Linked DNA regions of Homo sapiens: region 1 is linked to region 2. Evidence: chromatin loops called from intact Hi-C (ENCODE). Cell type or tissue: PC-3. All regions are shown on one strand. Each heading gives the region's core, and the rest is flanking DNA. Links, peaks and the distances in the headings are about the cores only.

The links. Hi-C counts contacts between places; a loop is a spot of excess contacts. Peaks named below come from ENCODE experiments on the same cell type or tissue, not always from the same donor. Only the 100,000 strongest peaks of a DNase experiment are listed, where the experiment ranks them.
Region 1: a loop joins it to region 2, with 11 times the contacts of the local background. A loop is called at or near these places in 1 of 110 quality-filtered maps.

The regions. Positions count from the first base shown.
Region 1 is chrX:88,520,417-88,532,792 of GRCh38, forward strand. All of the region lies in intron 3 of LOC107985713 (a long non-coding RNA gene), which reads right to left. Among named protein-coding and RNA genes, the nearest start is that of CPXCR1, 220 kb to the right of the region's middle. In PC-3, for the core only: no CTCF peak of the experiment used is centred there; no DNase peak of the experiment used is centred there.
Region 2 is chrX:88,599,551-88,611,926 of GRCh38, forward strand. The region is part of intron 1 of LOC107985713 (a long non-coding RNA gene); the gene reads right to left. Among named protein-coding and RNA genes, the nearest start is that of CPXCR1, 140 kb to the right of the region's middle. In PC-3, for the core only: no CTCF peak of the experiment used is centred there; a DNase peak (open chromatin) is centred at 5,281; H3K4me3 peaks cover 711 bases; H3K27ac peaks cover 2,838 bases.

The sequences.
Region 1 (12,376 bases), core at 3,845-8,844, 78 kb before region 2:
ACAAAAAACCATTCAAAGATCAACAAATCTAGGATCTCGGTTTTTGAAAAACCTAATAAAATAGATAGGCCACTAGCTAGACCAATAAAGAAGAAAAGAGAAAATTGAATTGAATCCCTGAAGAGACTAATAATGAGCTCTGTAATTGAGGCAATAAAATATAACCTATCAACCAATAAAAGCCCAGGACCAGATGGATTCACAGATGAATTATGAAAGATATACAAAGAAGAGCTGGTACCAGTCCTACTGAAACTATAGCAAAAAATTGATGAGACAGGACTCCTCCTTTACTCATTCTATGAGGCCAGCATCATCGGGATACCAAAACCTGGCAGAGATACAACCAAAAAGAAAACACTTCAGGTGAATATCTTTGATAAACATAAATATAAAAATTCTTAACAAAATACCGGCAAACCAAATTCAGCAGCACATCAGAGAGCTTATCCACCATGATCAAGTAGGCTTTATTCCTGGGAAGCAAAGTTGTTTTGACATAGGCAAATCAATAAATGTGATTCATCACATAAACAGAACTAAATACAAAAACCACGTGATTACTTCAATAGATGCAGAAAAGTCTTTTAATAAACTTCAACATTCATGTGAAAAATTCTCAATAAACTAGGTATTGAAGAAACATACCTCAAAATAGTAACTGCCATGTATGACAAACCCACAGCCAATATTCATACATGAGCAAGAGCTGAAAGAATCCCCTTGAAAACTGGAATGAGACAAGGATACCCTCTCTCTCCACTCCTATTCAGCATAGCACTAAAAGTCCTGGCCAGGGCAAGCAGGCAAGAGAAAGAAAGGGCATTCAAACAGGAGGAGAGGAAGGCAAACTACCTATGTTGGCAAATGACATCATCCTATATTTAGAAAACCCCATAATCTCAGCATAAAAGCGTCTCAAGCTGATAAACAACTTCAGAAAAGTCTCAGGAAACAAAAGCACTGCCCAAAAGTTACTAGCATTCTTATACATCAACAAAGTCCAGCCAAGAGTCAAATCAGGAATATACTCCTATTCACAATTGTCACAAAAATAATAAAATACCTAGGAATACAACTAAGTGAAACATCTCTACAAGGAGAACTGCAAACCACTGCTTAAAGAAATCAGAGAGGACACAAACAAATGGAAAAACATTCCAAGTTCATGGAGAAGAAGAATCAATATCATGAAAATAGCTACAATGTGAAAAGCAATTTTTAGATTCAATGCTATTGCTATTAAAATACCATTGAGATTCTTCACATAATGAGAAAAGCTATTTAAAAATTCATATAAAACCAAGAAAGAGACTGAATAGCCAAGGCAATCCCAAACAAGAATAACAAACCTGGAGACATCACACTACCCAACTTCTAATTATACTATAGGGCTACAGTAACCAAAACAGCATTGTACTCATACAAAAACTGACATATAGATCAATGGAACAGAATAGGAAACCCAGAAATAAGACTTCACACATACAACTATGTGATCTTGGACAAACCTGACAAAAACAACAATGGAGAAAGGACTCCCCATTCAATAAATGATGCTGGGATAACTGGCAAGCCGTATACAGAAAATTGAAACTGAACCCCTTCTCATATGGTTTGGCTCTGTACCCCTATCCAAATCTCATGTTGAATTGTAACCCCAGTGTTGGAGGTGGGGCCTGATGGGAGGTTATTGGATCATGGGGGTAGTTTCTAATGTTTTAGCACCATCTACTCAGTGCTGTCTCATGATAGAGTTCTCATGAGATCTGGTTGTTTAAAAGTGTGTAGTACCTCCCCCTTTTCTGTCTTTCTCCTGATGCCACCATTTAGAATGTGCTTGCTTCCCCTTTCCCTTGTGCCATGATTTTAAGTTTTCTGAGGCCTCCCCAGAAGCTGAAGTCTGTACAGCCTGCAAAAACATAAGCCAATTAAAAGTACGTTTTCTTTTTAAATTATCCAGTCTCAGGTATGTCTTTATACCAGTGCGAGAAGGGACTAATACACCTTCCGTACACCATATTAAAAAATTAACCAAGATGGAACAAAGACTTAAATTTTCAACCCCAAACTACAAAAACCCTGTAAGACAATCTAGGCAATACCATTCAGGATGTAGGCACGGGAAAATATTTCATGACAAAGATGAAAAAAGCAATTGCAACAAGAGCAAAAATTGACAAATGATATCTAATTAAGCTGAAGAGCTTCTGCACAGTAAAAACAAAACAAAACAAAACAACAACAACAAAAAAACCATCAACAGAGTAGACAGACAACCTACACAATGGGAAAAAGTTTTTGCAAACCGTGCATCTGACAAAGGGCTGATATCCAGCATCTACAAGGAACATAAATAAATGAACAAGAAAAACAAAAACATTAAAAAGTGGACAAAGAACATGAGTAGACACTTTCCAAAAGAAGACATACATGCAGCCAACAATCATATTTAAAAAGCTCAACATCATTGATCATTAGAGAAATGAAAATCAAAACCACAATGAGATACCATCTCACTCCAGGCAGAATGCCTATTATTAAAAAGTCAAAAAAAGAAAAAAAGACAGATGCTGGCGAAGTTGTGGAGGAAAAGAAACACTTATACACTGTTGATGGGAATGTAAATTAATTCAAACATTGTGGAAGACAGTGTGGCATTTCCTCCAAGTCCTAAAGACAGATACACCATTTGACCCAGCATTCCCATTACTGTCTATATACCCAAAGGAATATAAATTGTTTTATTATAAAGACACAAGCATGTGTATGTTCATTGCAGTACTATTCACAATCGCAAAGACATGGAATCAACCTAAGTGCCCATTAATAATAGGCTGGATAAAGAAAATGTGGTACATATATACCATGGAATACTATGCAGCCATAAAAATGAATGAGATCATGTATTTTGCAGGAACATGGATGGAGCTGGAAGCCATTATACTTACCAAGCTAATGCAGGAACAGAAAACCAAATATCACATGTTCTCACTTATCAGTCAAAGCTACATGATGAGAACATATGGACACATGGAGAGGAACTACACACACTAGGGCCCATTGGATGGTACAGGGTGGTATGAGGGAGAAGATCAGGAAAAATAACTAATGGGCTCTAGGCTTAATACCTGGGTGATGAAATAATTTGTACAATAAACCCCCATGACACAAGTTTACCTATGTAACACACCTGTGCATGTATCACTGAACTAAAACGTTTTTTAAAAAGACACATAAAGAGAATTACACTTACATGAACATTGGTTGTACACAGTCTCCTAGGTAAACATTTTAATTTCTTTCAAGCATCATGTGGCTTTCCTGCTTATGCATGGTAGCTGCCTACCCTCCTAAGAAGTTGAACAGCCGGGGTACCAGTATATTCACTGTGGCTCTCTTCAGAAACTGAATCAGTTACAGGTACTGCCATATTTGAAATAACAACTTTTGGATTTAAAACAGGGAATCTGGACCTCTGAAACCAAGTAAAAGCCAAGGAGTCAGTAACCAAATTAGTTTCTGCCAGGAAAAGGAGAGATTAATGATAGAGGGATTATTTTAGTTAATTATTTAGAAGTAGGCCTTCCTGCACGCAATCCACCACACTTCGGGAGTCAGGTTACCTAGAACTGATATTCATGGGAGTCCCCATTTGTCTTCTTGGGATGTATGAGCTGCTAGGTAACTTGAAACATTTTTAGCTGTATACACAAGGATAAGCTGACATCGGTTGATATAGATAACCTAATTATTCCCTAATTTACAGCTGAATTTCTGCCTTTATTTGTCTCAAAATTGAAAATTTAATATAGTCCAGTAAGAGTAATGGGCCTTATTGAACACTTTTGCTAGTCCTGTTCTTAACATTTTCACAATAATATTTTTAAATAAGGAAATTTTAGTCATTCACATAAGCTTTTTCTCTATAAGTCATTCTTTGAAAACCTCCATGATACACAATTCCTATTAGGGTGAATTACAGTTAATCTGCCCAAGACAGCACCGCAACCCTGATTTGGCAAGTACTAAATTTTACAAACTAAGCTGTGAGATACTGTTATGTCACCTGTCTATATATTTTTTTAACTAGACTACACACTAGTAGCCTTAATAATTAAATTATAAATGCAAAGTATGTATTGATCTGAAATAGCATTTAGAAATAGCATTTATCTATGATTAGGACTTAACATGGATTTTGTAAGGGCTCGCATATATATGAGAGTAACATTGTAAAAGATAAAATTATTTGAACAAGACAATTTAAATGCAGTTTAATGTTACCTTTCTATGAGACAAAGCAGAGTAAACAATTTAAAACATGAACACTTCCTACTTTCCAGATATTTTATGTTTCTCCTAATAGAGTATACATACGGGTAAATTATTTTTTCTTATTTCCTCTGGCAATACTCTCACATTTTACAGACATAAGCTTGAGTTAATTTTGATGTTTAAGAAAACATCCTGTATGATAATTACTATGAAATAGGAGGTTTCTTTCACTTTCTCTTATGTTACATCATATAAGCCTATCCCAGAACATTATTGGGATTAACATGTGTCTTACATTGTGATTTTAATTCATATTGCATTATGAATATGACTAATATTATTATATTAGTCAGGTCACTGCTATTTTCTTTTAATCTATTATTTTAAATAATTTTATTTACCTCAGACTTAAACAATGATTGTGCATTAGTTTTTTTAAAGATAATTGATACATAATAATGGTATATATTTATGGAGTATAATATGATGTCTTGATATATGTATACAAAGTGAAATAACGAAATCTGAAAGAGTTGAACTCATATAAGTAGAGTGTAGAATGGTGCTTACCAGAGGCTAGAGGTTGAGGAAAAGTGGATGGGGGAAAGGCGAAATACTGGCCAAAGGGTACTAAGTTTCTGTTAGACATAGATATAAGTTTTAGTAATCTACTGCAGAACATAATGACCATAGTTAAAAATAATATATAGTTCAAATTTGCTAAGAGTGGTTTTTACATGTTCTCAATACAAAAATAAGTATGCATGGCAATGGCTATGCTAATTTACTTTATTTAATAATTCCACCTTATTTATTAGTTTTTCATTTCTGCATAAGGAGTTACCAAAAATTTACCAACTTAAAACAACACACACACATACTAAATCACAGTTTCTGTGAGTCAGGAGTCAAGGCACAATTTTGTTGTGTCTTCTGCAAGGCTGCAATGAATATGTTGGCTACGATTGGGTTCTCAGCTAAATGCTCAACTACAGATGGATCCACTCCCAAAGTCACTCAGGTTATTTTCTTGAGATTGTAGGACAGGAGGCTTGTAGTTTGTTGCTTGATGTGCATGAGGTAGGGTGCTTCTGTCAGTTCTGAGAGGTTGCCTGCAGATTCTTGCTATGAGTCTCTCTCCATAGGCCCTTTTACAATATGGCAGCTTACATTTTCAAAGCCCAGAAAGGAGAAAGATAGAAAGATAGAGAGTTATATACCATGAAATAACCATAGGAGTGACAGTCCATCACTGTTTGTATTTTATTGCTCAGAAGCAAGTGACAGGTCTCACACTTATGGAAAGAACATTACTCAATGGCATAGATACCATGAGGTGGGGATTATGGCAGTCACTATGGGGACTAACCACCAGAGACTGATTTTTTCCTTTGGTAGTGCTTTTTCTATGGCTTCACCCACTTTCAGAGGTATTTTGCCTTGGAATCCTAATTTGATAAATTTTCCATCAATATAGTTAATTAATTAAATCCTGAACAGTTGCTTCTAATAGTTGCCTATTGCAATTGTAATGAACAAAGCCATTTTGACAAAAAATAATCCTCAACTGGAAATTTTCACCAAATTTCAAACAAAATACTTACAGAAAAGGTAAAGGATTATAGAGATAATTTTAAAAATAAAAGACTAGTTATGTAATAAACTGTGAATGATAAAAAATGCTTAAATAAAAGGGTTAAACAAAATTTAAGCTTGAAATCAAAAATGAAATACAAGATTTCATCAAATGAGTTTCTTTAACATCACAACAATTAAGAATAAATAATGAAAGCTAAAACCATTAATAATTTAACTGATAAGCACATGTTTACTTTATAATGTGTAAAGACAGTCTTTCACTCCCAGCCCATGCACAAATGTTGACAACACATTAGTCATTACATAAGTGACTATGCACTGCAAACATCACTAATCTGAAATGCTGTGCAAACATACATGTTTTAAAATTCAAATTGGTGTATTTTGTTTATTCTCTCTGTTACAGATGTAATATATTGTAGCTTTATCCTCTTAGCTCCATTATACAAGCGAGAAAAATATTTTTTTTCTGCCTTACACACTCACACATCTGATGGCATGTTGCAAAGACACATATCCTTTATCTGTTTTGGTGTTGCTTTTGTTCTGAGGCAGGTTCAAATAATGCCAAACAGAAGTGACATTTGTAGAATACTTATTTGATAATAAAAATAGTGGAATTAAACTTGAACCACAAGTAATGTTTACAAACAACCCTGAAGTTGTAATTTTTCATTCATTATCCGTGCTTGTTATTTTTTTAAAAAAGAATGAAAGTACTACTGAACAATTGATAAATAGACTAATAGGGATTCTGAGACACAAAGCATAGTGGAGAAGAATAAACCCCTCAATACATTGTAATCTTCAAATTACATTTTTTTTTTGGTTAGGAATGAAATCACCAGATTGTGCTTTTTCCACTTAATGTGAAAAGACATTTCACAATATGTTACTTATCTTAGTTAAAGAAATGTTGGCAATGTTCTACAAATATTGTGTCTGTTATAATTTAAAAAGACATGCCAGAATGCAATGTAAGAAAGTTTCATATATTTATCTAAGAGAAGTTCAAATCCAAACTTCAACTGAAGATGAGAAAATCCCTTATCAGTCTTAAAGACTTTAGTTCACATAGCTTCTAGAGCTTGATAAGAAACTGAATATGCTTTCTATTTTTTGGATCCTTTTAAATGGTATATATTTAACAATACCCAGCTGCTCCTACTCAAGTCTCATTTAACCTTCTGTCTGTCTGAAGACCAGTAGATTTTAAAGGAAAAACTAAGACTTTAAAATTGAACCTCCTGGGGTAGTCTAAAGCCATGTACCAGATGATTAGTGTAGAAAATGGCTCAATTTATAAGTGTGCAACTCTAAGTCCTATTTAGCTTGTATAATGAATTATAAAAATAACGAGTTTGAATTGTTTCACTTATTTAGCCTTTTCCCTCAAAATGAAATGTTACAATGAAAACAATTAAATGGGGAAAAATGATGCCATCATAATTATTGGCCTTAAGTGAAGACTGCTTATTATTTGTACCAATACCTCTAGTTCTCCTAGGAAAAAATGTGAGGTCAATATTTTGGTTCACATTTTAAAGCTCGAATGGAAGATTCAGATAACCAATAAATGGAGCATGAAAAGAAAGGACAAATGCTAAATTAGAAAAATTCTTTATGTAGACTGCTATTTCCATTCATGTCCAAATAAAAATAAATTACCTTCAGCATGAATCAATCTAAATTGTCAACTGAATTCTGAACTAAGATGATTTCTCTACAGATAATAAGCATATTATATATATTTACACAATTTACAACAGGTAAATATAAACATTATGTTAAAAAGAGTTTCATTTCACTGGGAAAAGAAACATATTTATTTAAGCTTATATACAATAAGAACTTTTTTCATGTTTATGTAACAAAATTGTAGATTTCCCAACTTAAGTATGCATGGCATACATATATATGTGTATATATATATATATATATACACACACACATATATATGTATATATGTGTGTACACATATATGTACAAACACATATACATAGATAAATATCTATGTATCTATACTTTTGTCTACAAAAGTATACTCTACTCAACATATGTAAAGTATACTTAAAGATTATAAATAGCTCAAAAGAAATACAATTCCTCACTCTAAAATCCAAAACAAAAAGAATCACCAATATTTCAAACAACAAAGCCATAAATGTATTTCAGACATTGTATGTCTGTATACATATATGTATTTCAGACATTGTATGTCTGTATACATATATGTATTTCATAAATATCTATGTATATATACATATATAAATATCTATGTATATATATACATATAGAAATATCTATGTATATATATACATGTATATCATGAATATATATACACACAAATAAGTATACTTGTATATGTGCATATGTCTACCAATAGTATGCATTTATGTAATTGTAAAATATGAAGAATTACTAAAAAGAAATAATTGTTACTTTGTTACAAAGCTTACATACCAGGTGCATATGCATCAACCTTATGAAATATATTACAAACCTCACGATTTTAAGTGCTTTTGTTACTGAAACACCAGGGGTTCAATCTAAGTCTTTCTGCTCACCACATACAAAACCAATCACTGAGACAATTAGTGCCAAGAAAGAAGACTTTAATCAGGTGCTGCAGCCAAAGAGCTGGGAGATCAGTCTCAATTCCATCTACCTGAACAACTAAAACTAGGGATTTATATACCCCTAGTTTTAGTTCTACCCTATGGAAGAAATATAATGATGTTTAAGAAAACAGGAACTAGTGAGGGGCAAGGAAGTAATCATGGTGAATGAAGGGTCTGGCATCTCATTGTCTGGATGTGGTAATCTGGTGAGTTTCAGTTCTTTGATACATTCCCAGGAGGCCTGGGAATCCTTTCCTGAGGAAGGAACTCAGATAAAACAAATGTAAGTTTCAAACTTTAAGACCAGAAGGGTCAATTTCTATGATTATAAAAAAAAATCTATCTATGGGACTAGTGGATATGTTTCAGATCCCTCTTTCTATTTATCAGTTCCTCACTTATGGGGAATCTTGTCATCAATCTTTCTGCCTGCTTCATGCTGAGGAGGAGCATCATGGGCAGCTCCATACTATAGGTGACCTCATGGCCACCTGGGAATCAAAGGTTAATCTAATACCATAATTTTTTTCTGAAACACAATATTTTTCCCTCCATCCCCCAACTTCCACCAAAGACAAATCACAGCAGAACCAATATACCTACAAAATTCGCTTTAGTCCAATATACATGGCCTGATTACCCACACAAAGTGTAACAGGGATCATTATCCATATAGGCTATCCTAAATTGGCTTTGCTAGAACCACTCACAAGGCCATTTCAGTCAAAGCCCTGAGAAAATAACCAATTCCTCCAACTGTGTCTCATTATGAAAGAAAACATTTTTGTTAACTATATGCAAAAAAGCCACATTGCCATGAATTAAGAATATTCACAAATAGATTACAAATTCTGGAGAAATTAGGCAGACAGAGAAATGTGCCTCGAATTTTGTTTACAAAAGTATACTCAGTATTTGTAAAGTATACTTAAAGACTATAAATAGCTCAAAAGAAATAAAATTCCTCAGACTCTAAAATCCAAAAGAAAAAGAACCACCAATATTTCAAACAAAGCCATAAATGTATTTCAGACCTTCATTAGTTTAGCCCATGTGATAAACTTCTGCTCTGCCTTATATTGGGTTAGCAATCTTTCTGAGCACATCAGCCTTTCAATTAGTGCCTTGGAAGTTTTCTCTCTAATCCAATGGCACAGTCTCCAAACTTACCAGAAACCTGCATTCAAGAGTCCTTTTCATGAACTTCCCCAAAGAAACAAGTTCTGGACTGTAGCTGGTGATAAGTCCCTTTTTGAGAAGGATCAAAGCAAACAACAATTGTGGGTGACAAAAGTCTTAAGACATCCATAGTTAAAGACACAGTTGACAAAGAAATTTGATTATTTCTGTGTCATGCAAGTTAACATAATACTCTTGTTACTGATAATGTATATTAAGACATATCAGAATTTTAGGAATCTCATACAATCCTGGAACACATATTAACAACACATCAATATGAATACAACCCAAAGGAAGCTAAACACTACCTCAGAGTGATAATGCTTCCTGCATAATTCTAACATAACAAATAAACCTATTAAATTTAATATGTCTCCCTTGAACTTCAGTGAATCTAATATCTAAAAAAATTAGTTTGAGATCAAAAAGCCTGAATTTAGAAGTTGAAATTTCACTCTTGGGAGGTTTTCCAAATATCAAAGTTTTAAGACACGTGATATAACAAAATAGGATCACAGGTAACTATAAAATAGGCATTCATTTGGCAAAAGGGATAAAACAAAAAATGTTTACCTTTTGATAGAAAGGAGACTCAATTTCTCAAACAATAAGACCTAATAAAGATAGCATGACACCAACTAAATCTGTCTCTCCCCGCCTCCATTTTTTTCCCCTGTAGTTTGTTCTAAAGGTAAACAAAATATTTTCTCTTCTTAATATTACACAAACAATGAGAACACATGGACACAGGAAGGGGAACATCACACTCTGGGGACTGTTGTGGGGTGGGGGGAGGGGGGAGGGATAGCATTAGGAGATATACCTAATGCTAAATGACGAGTTAATGGGTGCAGCACACCAGCATGGCACATGTATACATATGTAACTAACCTGCACGTTGTGCACATGTACCCTGAAACTTAAAGTATAATAATAAAAAAATAAATAAATAAATAAACTAGATGATGAGGACAAAAAAAAATTACACAAACATTTTGTCTAAAAGAGAAAACCAAAATTTTACCTTTGTATGGGGTATTGTTAATGTTAAAGTGAATTTTAATAAAACCTCGTAAACAAATCTGTTTTATAATTTTTATCAGTTTGACCATAATGTAAAATTTTCATAAACTTTTTTTTTTTTTTTTTGAGACAGAGTCTCACTTTCTCACCGAGGCTGGAGTGAAGTGCTGTGATCTTCACTCACTGCAACCTCTGCCTCCCGGGTTAAAGCGGTTCTCATGTCTCAACCTCCAGAGTAGCTGGGATTACAGGCGTACGCCAACACACCCGGCTAATTGTTTTTGTATTTTTAGTAGAAATGGGGTTTCACCATGTTGGCAAGGCTGGTCTCGAACTCCTGGCCTCAAGTGATCCGCCCACCTCAGCCTCCCAAAGTGCTGGGATTATAGACGTGAACCACCATACCCAGCCTCATAAACTTTTTATAACCTTTTGCAATTTTTTATGAAAATGCACATCAATGCTCCAAAAACAAAACCCTGTCATTCTGACACAAGGGCTCAGACACTGGCCTTGCATCAGTGTGCTGTTGATATTAATGCTTAATATGTAAACACAATGAACTAATCGCTTCTAACAATCTCATGTACCCCCTCTTCTGTGATAGTCCCTGGGTCTAGAATAATTAAATAGTTTCAGTTTCTAGGCTTGTGTCTCACAAAAGCAGTTCATTTTGATTGTCACCTTCTCTAGCGTCTGAAAACGGGATTTGACAGGTGTAAATGCACAAAATTTATCAAGGGTTGCTGCTTTCTTCAGACCCAGGATTCAAAGCCCTGTAACTTAATAGTACAAGGATTAGTTAATAATAGGATATTTATACTACAGAAAGTCCTATCGTACTGTCTTACATGTTACAAATTAAAACAATGTGATTTGGTGTTTAGGAGTTAATGCCTGCAGCCCTTCAAACCACTGTATCATATTAGTTAGGTTATTCTTTGCATATGTCTAATTGCTAGTATTCTAGTGATAGAACTGTGACCAAAAGCATCAAAAAGTGATGGGTTCTATGCCAAACTTATGGAGGAAAGACACCTAACTTTTCTCTCCATCAAAAAAAGGTAAATACAAATATCAGTTTAGAAAACTCAACATGAGAATAAATATCTTTCACTTAAATATTATACAATAAAACAGGAATGGGCCAGGCGCAGCGGCTCACACCTGTAATCCCAGCACTTTTGGAGGCCGAGGCAGGTGGATTGCCTGAGCTCAGGAGTTCGGGACCAGCCTGGGCAACACAGTGAAACCCCGTCTCTACTAAAATACAAAAAATCAGCCAGGCTTGGTGGTGTGCACCTGTTGTCCCAGCTAGTTGGGAGGCTGAGGCAGGAGAATTGCTTGCACCCAGGAGGTAGAGGTTGCAGCGACCGAGATTGCGCCAGTGACTCCAGCCTGGGTGACAGAGCAAGACATTGTCTAAAAAAAAAAAAAAAAAAAAAAAAAAAACACAAGCAAAGTAAGAACAAGCACACAGTAATTTTTTTCAGCTATTTAAAAGAGCATCATCACACATTTCCAAGACTTGTTTCTGGATACATTACTGACAACTTATTAGATAACTTTCACCACTAAAATCTTCAGGCCAGTACAACACTTGTACATATTTTTTTTTCAAGTACGCACATGATTGCCCATCAATGAAAACTGGTTTTGAAGTCAGTGAGACC
Region 2 (12,376 bases), core at 2,866-7,865:
CATGGTCAGGCTGCAAGTTTTCCAAACTTTTATGTTCTGCTTTTCTTTTTAATATAAGTTCCAATTTTAGACCATCTATTTTCTGACACATATGAGCATACACTTTTAGAAACAACCAGGTCACATCTTGAATGCTTTGATGCTTAGACATTTCTTCCATCAGATACCATAAATCACGTCTCTCAAGATAAAAGTTCTACATATCTCTAGGACAGGGACAGAATGTTACCAGTCTCTTTGCTAGAGCAAAGCAAAAGTGTCCTTTACACCAGTTCTCATCTCCATCTGAGAACACCTCAGCTTGTACTTCATTGTCCATATCACAATTAGCATTTTTAACAAAACCATTCAACAAGTCTCTAGGAAGTTCCAAACTTTCCCACATCTTCCTATCTTCTGAGCACTCAAAACTGTTCTAATCAATGCCCATTACCCAGATTTAAAGTTGCTTCCACATTCTCAGGTATCTTTATATCAGTATCCCACTCCTAGTACCATTTTTCCATATTAGTCCATTCTCACAGTGCTATAAAGAACTACCCAAGACTGGGTAATCTGTAAAGAAAAAAGGTTTAATTGACTCACAGTTTTGCAGGCTTAACAGGAAGCATGACTGGGAGGCCTAAGGAAACTTACAATCATGGCAGAAGAGAAAAGAGAAGAAAGCACATCTTACCATGGTGGCAGGAGAGACAGAGAGAGAATGGGGAGGTGCCATACACTTTTAAACAATGAGAACTCATGAAAACTCATTCACTATCATGAGAACAGCAAGTGAGAAATCTGCCCCCATGATCCAATCACCTTCCACCAGGCTCCTCTCCTGACACATGGGGATTACAGTTTGAGATGAGATTTGAGTGGGGACACAGAGCCAAATACATCAGGAGTTTTTTGCTCAATTTATATTTTTGTAAGCTCTGTCAAAGATCAGTTGGCTGTGAGTATTTGGCTTTAATTCTCTGTTCTCTATTCTTTTCTGTTGGTCTAAGTGCCTATTTTTATACCAGTACCATGCTGCTTTGGTAACTATAGCCTTGTAGTATATTTTGAACTCTGGTAATGTAATGCTTCCAGATTTCTTCTTATTGCTTAGTAGTGCTTTGGCTATTCAGGCTCTTTTCTGGTTCCATATGAATTTTAGAATTGTTGTTTCTACTTCTGTGAAAAATGGTGGTGGTGGTTTTTTTTTTTTTTTTTTTTTTTTTTTTTTTTTGGAGATGCAGTCTCCCTCTGCCGCCCAAGCTGGAGTGCAGTGGCACAATCTCGGCTCACTGCAAGCTCTGCCTCCTGGGTTCATGCCATTCTCCTGCCTCAGCCTCCTAAGTAGCTGGGACTACAGGCGCCCGCCACCATGCCCAGCTAATTTTTTTGTACTTTTAGTAGAGACTGGGTTTCACCGTGCTAACCAGGATGGTCTCGATCTCCTGACCTCATGATCCACCTGCCTCAGCCTCCCAAAGTGTTGGGATTACAGGCGTGAGCCACCGCGCCTGGCTGGTGGTGGTGTTCTTATGGAAATTGCTTTGAATCTGTAGATTGCTTTGGGCAGTATGATCATTTTTACAATACGAATTTTTCCCACCCATAGGCATGGGATAAGTTTCCATTTGTTTGTGTCATCTATGATTTATTTCAGCAGTGTCTTGTAGTTTTCTTTGTAAATATACTTTACCTCTTTGTCTAAGTATATTCCTAGATTTTTTTTTAGCTCCTGTAAACAAGATTGAGTTCTTGATTTAATTCTCAGCTTGGACATTTTTAGTATTTATCATTTTTACTGGTTTGTGTACATTGATTTTGCATCCTGAGATTTTACTAAATTCATTTATCATATCTAGGAGTCTTCTGAAACAGCCTTTAGAGTTTTCTAGGTATAGAATCTTATCAGTGAACAGTACTAGTATGACTTTTTCTTTTTATATTTGGATGTCCTTTATTTCTTTCTCTTGCCTGATTGCTCTGACTAGGACTTCTAGTACTATGTTAAATAGAAGTGGTGAAAATGGGCATCCTTCTCTCCTTAAAGTTTTCAGGGTGAAATTTTTCAACTTTTTTCCTTTTAGTATGATGTTTGCTGTGGGTATGTCATATATGGCTTTTATTATTTTGAGGTAAGTCTCTTCTATGCCTAGTTTATTGAGGATTTTTATCATAAACAGATGCTGGATTTTATCAAATGCTTTGCATCTATTGAGATGATCCTATACTTTAGTCTAATTCTGTGTATGTGATCTATAACATTTATTGACTTGAATATGTTAAGCCATCTCTGCACTCCTGGGACAAAACCCACTTGGCCATGATGTGTTATATTTTTGATGTGATGTTGGATTCAGTTAGCTAGTATTTTGTTGAGGATTTTTGCATCAAAGTTTATCAGGGATATTGGTCTATGGTTTTTTTTTATTATTTTCTTTCCTGCTTTTGGTGTCAGGGTGATACTGGCTTCAAAGAATAATTTCACAAGGATTCCGTGTTTCTCAATCTTTTGGAATAGTTTCAGTAAGATTTGCAACAATCGTTCTTTGAATTTCTGGTAGAATTTAGCTATGAATTCATCTGGTTTTGGGATTTTTGTTGGCTTTTTTAAATTATTGATTCAATTTTGCTGCTTGTTATTGGTCTCTTCAGGATTTCTATTTATTTTTCTGATTGAGTCTAGGAGGATTGTATGTTTTCAGGAATTTATTCATTCCCTCTAGGTTTTCTATTTTGTGTGCATAAAGGTGTTCATAGTAGTCTCAAATGATCTTTTGTATTTCTGGGGAATATGTTGTAATGTCTCCAGTTTCATTTCAAATTGAGCTTAGATGGATCTATCTTCTCTCTTCATTTTTGGTCAGTCTTACTAATGGTCTCACAATTTTGCTAATCTTTTCAAAGAACTAGCTTTTTGTTTCATTTATATTTGGTATTTTCTTTGTTTCAACTTTATTTAGTTGTCTGATATTTGTTATTTCTTTTCTTCTGCTGTCTTTGGGTTTAGTTTGTTCCTGTTTCTATGGTTCCTTGAGGTGGTACATTATGTTGTCAATTTGTGCTTTTTCAGACTTTTTGATATAGGCATTTAACTATTAACTTTCCTTTTTGCATAGCTTTTTCTGTATTCCAGAGGTTTTGATAACTTGTGTCACTATTATCATTCATTTTAAAAAATTTATATTTCCATCTTGATTTCCTTGCTAACCCAGAAATCATTCCAAAGTAGATTATTTATTTTCCATGTATTTGCATAATTTTGAGGGTTCCCTTTTATGTTTATTTCTAGTTTTAATCCACTGTGTTCTGAGGAGATATTTAATATGGTTTCAGTTTTCTTAAATGTATTGAGACTTGTGTTTTTGTCCTATCATATAGTCTATCTTGGAGAATGTTCCATGTGCTGATGAGAAGAACGTATATTCTGCAGTTGTTGGGTAGAATGTTCTGTAAATAGCTGTTAAGTCTGTTTATTCTAGAGTGTAGTTTAAGTCCATTGTTTCTTTGATGACATTCTGTCTGATTGTTATTGTTCTTCTGGATCTAGCCACGAGTAGGGCTGCCACGACCCAGCTGGTGCTATGGAATATGCAAGGGATCTGGTGATGTGACCTGTTCTCAAATCTCCCAGCAGTGGGTACCAGCATGAGCTCTGATGGGGATAATAGGAGAGTGATACAGACTCTGTGTATTTTCTTAGTTATAGGTAGCCTTAGTGTGCTGGCTTTCTCAAAAGCTGATTATAATAATGGTGAACTGGCCAAGTAGACAGACTCAGAACCTTCTACTTAGCCAGGGTGTTAGAGGCAATGGTGATATCTGAGTTCACACCCTGGTTTTCTCCTTTCTGGGAGCAGTGTTATTCTACCTAGTGATGCTGTAACAGACTGAGTCAGTTTGACCCCAGCCAGAAGGTGGCGCGTGCAAAAGAGCACCATCTGCAGTAGTAGCAGTAGGATTTGAGCGTGTTTTTATGTTGCCCAGGGAAGGTATTCTGGTTTCTTGGGTGATGGACAGAGCCATAAAGCTCCCCAAAGTTTTTATCATTTGTGTTAATATACCAGGGCAGGTAGAGGGGCACAGTCAGGTGGGGGCTGAATCAGGCAGTTCTGTACTCTGACTCTCCATGTGTAGGGCAAGCTGCATGCCCTGTGGGGTTTGTGAAGCAGTTCTCAGGCTACTGGGGTAATGTATTGGAGCAGTCCTGTTTCAATCTTCTGCATATGGCTAGCCAGTTATCCCAGCACTATTTATTAAATGAGTCCTTTCCCCATTGCTTGATTTTGTCCACCTCCATGAATTCCAGATGATTGTAGGTATGTGGTATCATTTCTGAGCTCTCTATTCTATTCAATTGGTCTATGTGCCTGTTTTGTACCAGTATCCTTTTTTGGTTACTGTACCTTTGAAGTATAGTTTGAGGTCAGGTAAAGTGATGCCTTCAGCGCTATTCTTTTTGTGTAGAATTGCTTTAGCTATTCAGGCTATTTTTTGTTGTTGTTGTTCCATATGAATTTTGAAATAGTTTTTACTAATTCTCTGAAGAATGTCATTGATAGTTTGATAGGAATCACTTTAAATCTCTAAATTGCTTTGGGTAGTATGCCCATCCTAACAATATTGATTCTTCCTTAAATGCTTTTCCATTTGATTGTGTTATCTCTGATTTCTTTGAGCAGCGTTTTGTAATTCTTTTGGTAGAGATCTTTCACCTCCATGGTTAGCAGTACTTTTAGGTATTTTATTCTTTTTATGGCCATCGTGAATGGGATTGCATTCTTGATTTGGCTCTCAGCTTAGATGTTGTTGGGGTATAGGAGTCTTACTGATTTTTGCATATTGTTTGGTATGATGAAACTTTGTTCAAGTTGTTTATCAGATCAAGTAGGTTTTGGGCAGAGACTATGGGATTTCTATGTATAGAATTACATGCTCTGAAAACAGGAATAGTTTGACTTCCTCTATTCCTTTTTGGATGCCTTTTATTTTATTTCAATTGCCTGATCGCTCTGGCCAGGACTTCCAGTACTCTGTTGAATAAAAGTGGTGAGAGAGGGCATCCTTATCTTCTGGAATTCCAGGGGAATGACTCCAGCTTTTGCTCATTCAGTACAATGTTGACTATGGGTTTGTCATAGACAGCTCTTATTATTTTGAAGCATATTTGTGCAATGTCTTGTTTGTTGAGGGTTTTAAAAAATGTCTATAGTTTGTAGAGTTAGAGATCTACCTTCTACTATCTTGCCACATGGTTAACATGATAGAAACTTTAATAAAGGTGGTTGTGGCCAAAAATACAGGGCTTTATTTCCTCCAGCCTCCAGTTATGTGTTATGCTACTTTCCCAGGATAGGGTGCTTGCATTTCTCATCACTCCCAAGCTGTGTTGCAGGAGCTAAATTCCAGGAAGGCATGGCCAAAGGGTCATCAGCTGTGGCAGGTAAATACAAGACATGTGATTATTCTCATTCCAGCTTGCTTGCTTGTAGATGAAATGTCAACAAGTACGCCAGGAAGGCCAGAGCTTGTGATATATGCAGGAGGAAGTTAAGGGGGCAGGTCCCCAGAGAACCTCTGACCAGCCTGCACACTTGGAGGAAGGAGTGGAGCCATGGGAAGTTCACGCTGTTTGCAGCCGGGAGAAGCCTGGCCTATTCAGTTCCTGTGTGCGTGGCCTGCAATCAATCTGTGAGATGGGGGCCTGTTAGCACGAACCCCTCTTGCTTTGCTGAGAGTTTTTATTTTTCCTTTTTTTCCTTTTCATCCAATAAATTCCCCTAACCTTTCAATGTGTCTGTGTGTCTTTTTCTGGTTGTGTGACAAGAACTTGCTTTTAGCTGAACTAAAGATCAAAGTTCTGCAACATTTTGGTGCCCAAACATTGGGACATGAGAAAGCGTGAGTAACACGCAAACCAAAAATCTTTTTCCCTGTCACTTTTAAGCCTTTGTGGTCTCAGATTTCTTCTGAGGGTAGAGGAAATTATGCCGCCTACCCCACCCTGTTACTCCCAGGGGTCAAGAATGTTGTTGGCCTTTTTCTTATTTTGGGGGGAAGAATAATTGGTTCTTCCCCCAGGCTCAACCCTGCACTTTAAACTTTTTTTTCCTTTTCTCTACCCTGTCAGGAGTTAACACAGTCCTGAATTTTAAGCTTTTTTTTTTCTCTTTTCTCTACCAGGTCAGGAGTTAACTTTTAAGGGATGCTTTTTTTCTTTTTAAAAGATGTTTTACTAGCCCAGGAATAATAAGGATCATTGCTAATAGTCTTTGTAAAGTTTTAATTATGAAAAAGGATTTGTGAGGTTGGTGTTAAGCTGTAGCCAATCTGGTGTACTTTGCGTGTCTTTCTGGATGGTCAGTAGCAAACTTTGCTGCAGGTCTCCATCTTGTTTTACCTCCTTTGAAGCATGACCTGTAACCACGTGGCCATGCTTTGTTTAGCCTCCTCCACTGCGCGCTCTTTAAGAAAATCCTTTTAAGTTTTGTTGGTGAGGGGATTATTTTTCAAATTTGCTACATTTATTACAAAAATATTGTCCAAAATTTTTAACAAACAATCACAAAACACAAAGAGACAGGTAACTTTTACACAAACACAGAATTTTTAAAGACAGGTAACAAGACCACTTGAAAGAGAGTCCAGATGTTGCAATTAACAAAAATTTCAAAGCAAAAAATATTTATGCATTCAGAGAACCAAGAGAAACCATGTTTTAGGAAGGTATGATGGCAATGCCTCCTGTAAACTAAAAATAAAATTCTAATACCCTTCACCGATCTGAATGGACCTCCTCTTAAGCCAGGGCTTTAAAATTTAACCTGAAAGACTGGTTCAGGCCATGATGAGAAGTGGGAATCTGACATGTCTCATTATACCTCTCCGGAATTTACAACAACACAGACCTTAGGTCTGTTAAGAAACATTTATAGTCTATTCTCTCTGAAGCCTGCTATCCAGAGGCTTCATCTGCATGATAAAACTTTGGTCTTCACAACCTCTTATCACAACCCAGACATTCTTTCTATTGATAGTTCTTTCAACCAATTGCTAATTGGAAAAATTTCAAATGTACCAATCAACTGGAAGCCCCCACTTCAAGTTGTCCTGCCTTTCTGGACCAAATCAATGTATTTATTAAATGTATTTGATTGAAGTTGCATGTGTCCCTAAAATGTATAAAACCAAACTGCACCCTGATAACCTTGGGCACATGGTCTCAGGATCTCCTGAGGGCTGTGTCATAGGCCATGGTCATTCATATTTGGCTCAGAAGAGATCTTTTCAAATATTTTACAGAGTTTGACACTCTTTGTTGACACTCCTCAAATAGAAAAAAATCAGTAAAGAAACAAAAATTTTTTAAAAATGAAATTTTGTAGGTGAAAGTACAATAATTGAAGTGATAAACTCACTGAAGTTATTCAACAATTGGTTTTAATACACAGAAGAAAGAATCTGTGAAATCAAAGATGGATTGATAAACATTATGTAATTCAAATACAAAGAGAAAAAAAGTGTGGGAAAACTGAACAGAATCTCACTATTGCAGAACACTGGTACATATATTAGCACACATCTAATGGAAATGTCAGGAGAGAAATTGTAGGGAAAGAAACAAAACACATTCAAGAAATAATTGCTGAAATCTTCCCATATTTTATGAAAAACAAATGTACACATAAAAACTCATTGAAATCCAGGTAGAATAAATACAAAGAGATTCATACCTAAAGGCATCTAATTAAAAATCCTGAAAGATTAAGACAAAATCTTGAAAGCAGCAAGAGAAAAAAAATTATCATACAAAGGAATCCCATGAAAGTAACAGCTGATTTTCCACTCAATGACAGTGGAGAATAGAAGACAGTAGGATAAAATCTACGAAGTTCTAAAAGAAAAAAGTCAATTTGGAATATTATATAAAGCAAAACTATATCTGAAAAGTAAAGGTAAAAAGAAATGACATAGGCAAAATTGGCAAAATAATAAACTTTACGTACCTTTACTCACCAGTCACCAGAAACGCCAAAAAATAAAATAAAAAGCTATCAAAAATTGTTGGAATCAACATTATAAGAACTCTGGTTAACAGTCAGAGGTTTACAACAGCCAAGCAAATGCTTAAACAGAAAAATATTACTGAAACACATTAGAGCTTTGTGGCAATTTAATATAATCTTACCCCAATCTTCTTACAGATATGGTGACAGTATAAAGATGACTGACTGTGTTTCTGGTATGGTTTCACACCAGAGGCAGGAGAGAGCTGTTCATAAAAAAGTCAAACTCTGTAAAACATTTGAAGAGATTTATTCTGAGCCAAATATGCATGAACGATGGTCTATGACACAGCCATCAGGAAATCCTGAGAGTATGGGCCTGAGTTGGTCAGGCTCCAGCTTGGTTTTATAAATTTTAGGGAGATAAAAGACATTGATAAATACATGTAAAATATACGTTAATTTAGTCCAGAAAGGTGAGACAACTGTAAGTGGAGGCTTCAAGGTCATAGACAGATTAAAAGATTTTCTAATTGGCAATTGGTTGAAATAGTTACTATCTAAAGACCTGGAATCAATAGCAACGAGTATATCTGGGTTAAGATAAAAGGTTGTGGAGACCAAGGGCTTATCATGCAGATGAAGCTTCTATGTTGCAGGCTTCAGAATTCTTATCAGACTAAGAAAAGTTCCAAGACATTTGTTAATTCTCTCCTGAATCAGGGAAAAGACCCGCAAAAGAACAGGGATTCTCTACATAATGTAGATTTTCCTCACAAGAGACAGCTTTGCATGCCCATCTTAAAATATGTCAAATAAATCTAATTTGGGGTAAAATACCTTAACTTCTTTCAAGCCCAGCTATGTGTCATGTGATGCCGTACTAGAGTCAAGCTGGAATTAGATGTCTTATCACTACAAAAAATGCCTGCTTTGTCAGTCTAAAGTTCTGTTTTAACGTTAATGCTGGACAGCTGTGCCTGAATTTCAAAAGGGAGGAGGAAATAATGAACCATGTGCAATCTACTCTTTCCATCATGGCCTGAACTAGCTTTACAGGTTAACTTTGGAATTCCCTTACCTGAGGGGAGGGTCCAACACCTGCTTAGAGGTCTTTAAATTTTATTTTTGGTTTATGGAGCAGATCATATTTGGTTTCTTGAAAATAGTGTTTGCCTGTTTTGATCTAACTGGAAGTTTCTTGGTGGACTAAAATGAGGAGTTTGCCTTTGTCTCATTTAACTCAGACTTTTTTTAAAAAAAATAATGTCTATGCAAAGGACACCACTTGGAAAAAATTACAGGTAATTTAAGAACCCACTGCCACCTTGGACAAAACAATAATTTTTGAAGCAAACAATACAAAAGTCAAATGCATCATGCTACCTGACTTCAAGCTATACTACAAGGCTACAGTAACCAAAACAGCATGCTACTGGTACCAAAACAGATATATAGACCAATGGAAAAGAACAGAGGCCTCAGAAATAACACCGCACATCTACAACCATCTTATCTTTGACAAATCTGACAAAAACAAGCAGTGGGGAAAAGATTCCCTATTTAATAAATGGTGTTGGGAAAACTGGCTAGCCATATGCAGAAAACTGAAACTGGACCCCTTCCTTATACCTTATACAAAAATTAACTCAAAATGGATTAAAGACTTAAAAGTAAGACCTGAAACCATAAAAACCCTATAAGAAAACCTAGGCAATACCATTCATGACACAGTCATGGACAAAGACTTCATGACTAAAACACTAAAAGCAATGGCAACAAAAGCCAAAATTGACAAATGGGATCTAATTAAACTAAAGAGCTTCTGCACATCAAAAGAAACTATCATCAGAGTGAACAGGCAACCTACAGAATGGGAGAAAATTTTTACAATCTATCCATCTGACAAAGGGCTAATATCCAGAATCTACAAGGAACCTAAAGAAATGTACAAGAAAAAAAAAACTCATCAAAAAGTGGGCAAAGGATATGAACAGACACTTTTCAAAACACGACATTTATGTGGCCAACAAACATATGAAAAAAAGCTCATCACTGGTCATTAGAGAAATGCAAGTCAAAACCACAATGAGATACCATCTCAGGCCAGTTACAATGGCAATCATTAAAAAGTCAGGAAACAACCGATGCTGGAAAGGGTGCAGAGAAATAGGAACACTTTTACACTGTTGGTGGGAGTGTAACTTAGTTCAATCATTGTGGATGACAGTGTGGCAATTCCTCAAAGATCCAGAACTGGAAATGCCATTTGACCCACCAATCCCATTACTGGGTATATACCCAAATGATTATAAATCATTCTACTATAAAGACACATGCACACGTATGTTTATTGCAGCACTATTCACAATAGCAAAGACTTGGAACCAACCCAAATGCCCATCAATGTTAGACTGGATAAAGAAAATGTGGCACATATACACTGTGGGATACTATGCAGCCATAAAAAAGGATGAGTTCATGTCCTTTGCAGGGACATGGATGAAGCTGGAAACCATCATTCTCAACAAACTAACACAGGAACAGAAAATCAAATACCACATATTCTCACTCATAAGTGGGAGTTGAACAATAAAAACATATGGGCACAGGGAGGGGAACATCTCACACTGGGGCCTGTTGGGGGGTGGGGGGCATGAGGAGGGATAGCATTAGGAGAAATACCAAATGTAGATGACAGTTTGATGGGTCCAGCAAACCACCATGGTACATTTATACTTATGTAACAAGCCTGCCTGTTCTGCACATGTATCCCAGAACTTGAAGTATCATTGATATACATATATATATATATATATATCAAAGCTATAGCAACCAAGACACCATGATATTGGCATAAAAACAGACCCACAGAGCAAAAGAAGAGAATAGAGAACACAGATATATACTACCCCAGCTGCAAAAAATCTCATCTTCGACACAGGTGCCAAGCACACACAATGGGAAAAGGACAGTTGTTTCAATAAATGTGTTGGAAAAATCGATTAACTATGCCAAAAAAAAAATTAGACTGCCATCTTTCACCACACACAAAAATAAAATAAAAATAAATTAGAAACTATAATCTACTACCTGAAACTAGGAAACTACTAGAAGAAAACATTGGGGAAACACTGTAGGAAATTGGTCTGGGCAAATTTTTTTGTGTGTAAGACCTGAAAGGCACAGGGTACCAAAGCAAAAATAGACAAATAAGATTACCTCAAGCTAAAAAGCTTTCACGCAACAAATGAAACAATCAAAAAAATGAAGACAATCCACAGAATTGAAGAAAACAGTTGCAAACCATTGATCTGACAAAGGATTAATAACCAGAATATATAAGTGGCTTAAACAGTTCAAGAGCAAAATAATAATAATAATTCAATTAAAAGATAAGCAAAAGGCCGTGTCTGGTGGCTCATGCCTGTAATCCCAGTACTTTGGGAGGCTGAGGCGGGTGGATAACCTGAGGTCAGGAGTTCAAGACCAGTCTGGCCAACATGGTGAAACCCCATCTCTACTGAAAATACAAAAATTAACTGGGCATGGTGGCAGGGGCCTGTAATCCCGGCTACTCAGGAGGCTAAGGCATGAGAATCTCTTGAACCCGGGTGACAAGAGCAAAACTTCATCTCAAAAAAAAAAAAAAGCAAAAGATCTGAATAGACTTTTCTCAGAAGTACATAAATGACAAACATGTGTATGAGAAATGCTAAAAATAACAAATCATCAGAGAAATGCAAATCAAAATCACAGTGAGACATCATCTCACTCCAGTTAAAATAGCTTTTATCAAAAACACAGGCAATAACTCACAAGAGTATTGAGAAAGGAAAACTCTTGTACATTGTTGCTGAGAATATAAATTAATACTGTGACTATGGAGAACATTATGGAGGTTTCTCAAAGAAGAAAAAATAGATCTACCACTAGGCATGGTGGTTGACACCTGTAATCCCAACACTTTGAGAGGCCAAGATAGGTGAATTGTTTGAGCCCAATGTCAAGATCAGCCTGGGCAATATGGTGAAACTCCATCTCCACAAAAAAATTAAAAAAATTAGCCCAGCATGGTGGCATGCACCTATAGTCCCAGCTACTAGGGAGGCTGAGGTGGGAGGATCACTGGAGCCCAGAAGGTAGAGGTCGCAGTGAGTCAAGATCACCCCAGTGTACTCCAACCCAGGTAACAGAGCAAGACACTGAAAAAAAAAAAGTGCTACCATATATTAAGCAATTCTACTACTGGGTATATATTCAAAAGAAAGGAAATCAGTACATCAAAGAGATGTCTGCATTTCCATGTTATTGCTGCATTATTTAGAATAGTTCAAAATATGGAATCAACATAAATGCTCACCAATGAATAAGTGGATAAAGACAATATG